2 separate regions of the Homo sapiens genome follow, and region 2 is linked to region 1. A link is an interaction called in ENCODE POLR2A ChIA-PET data of the cell type or tissue named here. Cell type or tissue: PC-9. All regions are shown on one strand. Links, peaks and the distances in the headings refer to the core of each region. The heading gives the core; the rest is flanking DNA.

The links. ChIA-PET counts read pairs that join two places held together with the same protein. Peaks named below come from ENCODE experiments on the same cell type or tissue, not always from the same donor. Only the 100,000 strongest peaks of a DNase experiment are listed, where the experiment ranks them.
Region 2: POLR2A ChIA-PET joins it to region 1 with 9 read pairs; 3 of 35 experiments call an interaction of 5 or more read pairs at or near these places.

What each region holds. Positions count from the first base shown.
Region 1 is chr3:72,621,567-72,624,478 of GRCh38, reverse strand. The region is part of intron 8 of LOC105377161 (a long non-coding RNA gene); the gene reads left to right. Among named protein-coding and RNA genes, the nearest start is that of RYBP, 180 kb to the right of the region's middle. In PC-9, for the core only: no CTCF peak of the experiment used is centred there; no DNase peak of the experiment used is centred there.
Region 2 is chr3:72,737,631-72,740,542 of GRCh38, reverse strand. LOC124909396 (a long non-coding RNA gene) reads right to left here and starts at 1,637. Exons shown (of 2, transcript XR_007095963.1): 1 at 1,509-1,637; 2 at 2-1,215. It also overlaps a transcript of SHQ1 not described here. RefSeq lists an enhancer at 826-1,334. In PC-9, for the core only: no CTCF peak of the experiment used is centred there; no DNase peak of the experiment used is centred there; H3K4me3 peaks cover 1,254 bases.

The sequences.
Region 1 (2,912 bases), core at 246-2,745:
ACTGCTTGACAGGTCGTGCGGCAACGGGGTGGACTAAGCCCTGAAGAGCTTAGGGAGGAAGGTAGTGTAGAATATGGCTACTCAAGCTGCCTTGAGATGGAAACCATAATTTTAAGTTCTCTTTCTTCATTACATTAAAAAAACTCAGCCCATTTTCGCTGGGAAACTGAGCACTCCTCCAGGAAGCTGTCCCTGATAAGTGCAGCAAACATCATCTCAACTCATGAGTGCCAGAAGGAAGGAAAGCAGAACTGTGCTTCTGGTAGCTGATGATTGGGCGCTGGTTTCAATGGCTCCCAAGGCCTATTGGGAAAGAAGATAAAAGAGAGGTTCTAGAAGGGGCTGGAGTGGGGCCTGAGGCTCTGGGATGGATGTCCATGAAAGGGGTTCAAACAGTGATGGGTGGACAAGAGAAGGGGCCCTGCAAGGGCGCTAGTCCCAGGCTCAGTGTTCTCAGCTGCTGGCCTCACCTGCTCTGGAGCAAGTGCAGCAGGCTGGTTAACAGTATGGACTCTGGGGCCTGGCCGTGCAGGTTCAAATCCCTGCTTCCTCACTAACAAGTGGTGGCCAACTGCATCTTCCAAAGATGTCACAGCTCATCCCGCGGACTCTTCTCACAATGTGGCTGCCACTTCTCCCACCAGAGGAGGGTGTCTGTGTCCCCTCTCCTTGAATACGAGTGGGGGCTTGTGACTCCTCTGACCAAAGGACTGTGGCAGAGGTGATTCTATGTGACTTCCAAAGCTAAGTCATAAATGATCTAGGGTCTTTCTGGCTCTCTGTCTCTACCTGGGGACACTCACTCTTGGAACCCAGCCACCATATTTTAAGGAAGCTGAGGCGACATGGGGAGGTACATCTGGGCATTCCGGCTGATAGCCATTACTAGGCCCTCAGGCAACAGCCAGCATCAATCACCAGGCTTGTGCGTGAAGGAGCCTTCAGATTATTCCAGGTGCACACTATTGAAATGTGTGCCTCATAGCAGTAGTGACTTAATATATGTAAATAATTTAGACATGGCACCAAGTAAGTGCTATGCGTTCACTATTAAAATTGCTGTTATTGCTGTAGTTGTTACGATCACATGTATTCCATGTGGTCTGCAGGCATCTGCAGGGTGGCCCCATCTACAGAGGGCTTCCCCAGTACTGGCTGGTGACACAGGCCATGCCACCCCTGACAGACCAGGTGTACTCTACTCTACAATGCCCCAGGTTACCCATGACTCAAAGAGGGACCCTGGACATGTAGCAGATGATGTCAGGCTTTCAGAGCTGAACTTGTTAGGGGGAGCCAGAACTGGGCAGAAGTGAGAGCCTTGGATGGGACACTGGTCAACGACAGCAGAGTACAGCTATGTTTTATTTTTTAGAGACAAGGTCTTGCTATGTTGCTCAGGCTGGTCTCAAACTCCTGGGCTCAAGGAGTCATCCTGCCTCAGCTTCCCAAGTTGCTGTGATTCCAGGTGTGAGCCACTGTGCACAATAGAGTTTGACAGATGCTCAGATGGGCCAAGCTTGGGTGGTAAAAGCCTACAGGAGGGGCTTTCATCTTAGTCCTAGGGGGCCATAAGAAAGGGTATCAGAGAAAGTTGAGTAGGAATTGCCCAGTGAAAGAGAAAGGAAAGGGGATTCCAGGTGGAGGGTTTTGTGCAAACAAAAGCGTGGTGGGGAGAAAACATTTCATTTCTGAGGATTTGCAAATCTGATGGTGGTAAGAGTATATACAGTGACAAGTTCAAGGGCATTCTATAGAACCAGTGGTCTGCACTCTTCAAAATGCCAATATTATGAAAGAGAAAGAAAGGCTAAAAAACAGTATTAGATTAAAAGAGATAATACATGCGTGTACACTAAATGTAATGCCTGGTCCTAGACTGGCCCTGGGTAAGGAGAAGCGGGAGTAGTACAAATGACATTATCGAGACAGCTGGAGACATTTACATATGAACTATGTATTAGATAACAGGTCAGAATAGTGCATTTTGGGGGGTGTTGATTTTGAGGGGGAGAGAGTAGGAGAGAGCCATCTGGGGTGCTGGGATTTGATACCTTCATCTGGGTGGTGATTACACAAGTAGGACTTGAATATTTAGCTGAACGTAAATTATACATAGTAGAAAAATAAACATTGATATTAAATACAGTTCTATTTTATCTTATATAAAAGGATGTCCTTTTCTAAGGAAATGCATGCTGAAATACTAGGGGTAAGTGGGTGTGATGTCTACAATGAACTCTCAAATGTTTTAGGGGAAGATGATATTTATTTTGACAGGGGGAGTGATACAACAAATATGGCAAAATGTTAATTGGTGAAGTTGGGCAAAGGGTAGAAAGGAGTTCCTTCTATTCTTCAATTCTGTAAGTTACTTCAAAATAAAAAGTCTTAAAAAATGAATGGAGAAACAGAACTTGCAGGCAAAGAGGAGGGAGGGGAAAGAGGAAAGTCTGGAAGTCAGGCCGCCCGTTTATTGGAAGGGACATTGAGTTGTAGAAAGGCTAAATGGCTGGTCAAGGGTCAGTGAGCGATTAGTGTGGGCTTTGTGCCCCTGACCATACCTCTGAGACCCAAGTCTCACCTCTTTCCAGTCAACCAAAGGGTCCCAGGAGGGAGGTGTGAGTGTTAATATATGGCCTCCGATGTGGAGAAGACCTCAGGGGTGTAATTTGACAGAGCTCCTATTATTTCAGGTTACCATTAATGTGAGTTGTGCCATGAATTCCCCATGCATGGCCCAGAAATTTGCCCCATATGTTTGTAAAAGTTGATTACATCTTTGGGAGCTTTTTTCTAATGTGAACAGAAGCTATTAATATATAGATGCAATTGTTGCAGCTCATTGGGACCAGGTGTCTTTTCTGGTGTGTCATAAAAGGGCTCTGTATCCTTTTATTGTCAATACCTGA
Region 2 (2,912 bases), core at 324-2,823, 120 kb before region 1:
CTTCAAACAGTAAAGAGGATTTATTAGTTTATGAACTGTAAAGTCCAGCAGTAGAATGGATTTCAGGAGAGGCTTAACCAGCCATCCAACAATGTGATCAAAGGCCCTATCTCCTGTTTCTCTGTACCACCATCTTCAGTGCTGAATTCATCCCAATTTGGACACCTTTCATGTCTCAAGATGGCTGCCAGCAGCCCCTGCAGCTACCTACTTTCTTGTTACCATCTGTCAGAAAAGAGATTATCTGTGTCCCAGCCTCCCCAGCAAATGTCCTCAGATTCACCCTGATTGGATGCGTTTGGGTAAACACTGAATCATTCATCACTGGCCACTGAAATGGGATGGCTGGTTGGCTTTGTCTGAGTCATGTGGCCATTCCTGGAGCTGAAGGCAAGGTCAGGGGGACTTTGGGAGATGGAGGATGGAGCACAAAACCAGTAAGGTTACTGATAAACGTCTACCACCCTTTTCACCAATGCTCCCATGTGCAGGGCTCAGCTCTCTCTTCAGAAGAGGAGTGGTGAAGTGACAGCTTCCAGCGGCCACACCTTCATCTCGAGATCCACCCCAGTGTTTGCGCTAAGGCCACACTCTTCCTGGCCTGTTCCCAGCAGCTGGCTGGTCATAGCAAGGTGCTGGAGCTGGGCCATTCCTGCCCAGTGAGTGACTCCCATCCTCTCCACACCTTCTTAAGCTTACACTGCACTGTGGGGCTCCTTCTCACACTTGTCTGTCTTCCTTTTGGTCTGCCCCCTGCCCCACTCCTGTTTCCTTTTCCCTTTATTCTTCCTTCACAGACATTGCACTTCTAATTCTATCTTGGCTTCTGCTTCCCAGCAAATGAAACTGACACATCCTGGTTTTCTGAGCTACTCTCTGAGTGTGCCTCTGATTTTCAGAGGAGCTCAGCTCAAACCCACTTGCTCCACAAGTGCCTGTGGGGCCGATACTGTCTCCAGTATACAGAAGGGGAAGCCAGGGTTAGAGGTTGAGTAGCTTGCCTGATGTCACCCATGCAACAAGGGGAGCCTTGGCTTCCGAACCCCATCTTTACCTCTCTGCAGCCCGTGCTCTCTACCAGCTGTAGACGCTGTTCCTGGTAGAGCCTGGTGAGGTGGCCTGAGTCTCTCAAGGTCACCCCTGGCTCAATGGAAGAGGAGAGGGTGCATCGCAGCGTGTGTTCCCTCCAGTCGGATTTCCTTGAATCACTCGCACCTGGGGGAAGGAAGATGAGGAGGGGGATTGTCGGTGGATGGGCAGGATCTCTGTACTGGGGGCGGGAGGGGCGTTGCCACGTTGAGCACCGACACTTGAGAAGTGACACGGCTTCGTTTGTACACAAACCATCCTGCATGGTGTTTAAAAACAAAGGGCAAAGTCAGACGTTGCTCGAGGGCCCGGAAAGCCAACTGCGAAGCAGGCGGGCAGCTCCCGGATGGCCCCGCGTTGCCCCTGCTCCCACGCTCCCGGATCAGTGAGAAAGCCTGCGCCCCGCCCTGAGAGCCAACCCGCTAATCCGCGGCATCGTCCACCAATGTGTCTAATGAGGTGGCATAACCACCCAGCTCTCCCCGGAGCCGCGCAGGGCCTCCTGGCTGAACTAGCGGGTGTAGCTCCGTCGGGTCCTCGGGCGTCGCGGGGCGGGGCGGGGTGGGGCCACTGCGCGTGCGCGCGGACCGGGCGGGGCGGGGCCCAGGGCAGGTGCCTGGAGGAGGGTCTCCCAGCGGCAGGGGCAGACGCCAAGCTTGCTGAGGCTGGAGTGTATGCTTAATCACAGTCGACTGAGGGGCTGTTTAAGAATTGTAAGAAGCTGTTCCAGGTGAAGTTCTGAGCAGAGCTACAGAAGGTCGCGGTCTGGAAGCTGCTGGGAGGAGAGGGGCGACATCAGTGGCTTTCGTTGGGGGAAGGCACCCGCAGGATTTCCTGGGATGGGGAAACAATAACCTGGAATACGAGGAGGCTGTCCTAGAAGAGTCAGATTGCCCACTCCCATCCCACCCCCATCCCCAAGCTGATGAAATTGGCGCGAAGCAGATCCCTAAATTCACAAGCTTATCTAATTCCTGCCAATAACACAGTATTTCTGTTTCTGCGGATACCTGGCTCTCGGGGCACATTGAAGCTTCACCTGGAGAGGATGGAACAGAGAAGACGATCAAAAACAGGGCCTTCCTGGAACCAAATGCCAATAACAGCCCTCAGGTGCCTAGCTAGCCCTTTACAGATTGCAAAGGGCTTTCTTCTACCTTGCCTCGTTTTCAGCAGGGGCAGGCAAGTGATCCCATTTTAAAGCGAGGAACCCGAGAGAGCTCAGGCTTTTCCCAGGTTGGGCACAGGGTGCAGTGGGAACTAAGGACTCAGTGAGTAGGGGTCACCCAGGGAGCCATGGAAGATCTCCCAAAGAAAGGATGAACAGGAGTTGGATGAGCAGAGGGACGTTAGGGTGGGGTGTTCATGTCTCAGGTGGAGAGATGTGGTGGGTGAGGGAACAAGATTGCTCAGGGTGGCTGAACACGGGAGGGTTAGCAGAGCTGGGGAATTGGGGGGCAACCCACGGAAAGACACATCCACTTGTGGGCCCAGATCAGCATTGTGTCACATTAAGAAAAAGGGAGAACTCAATTCACTATCCATAGTAATTGAAAAGCAATTGAATATTTATTGTAGCCTCTGGTGCACTTCATTTGTAAGGCACAGCCAATACAGCTGGCCCTCCATATCCATGGGTTCCACGTTCCTGGATTCAGCCAGCTGTGGGTGGAAAACCACTCAGAAAAAATAAAAAGGATAATTCCATACTGAACATTCACAGACTTTTTTTCGTGTCATTATTCCCTAAACAGTACCGTGTAACAACTATTTCCATAGCACTTACATTGTATTAGGTATTATAAGTAATCTAGCGATGACTG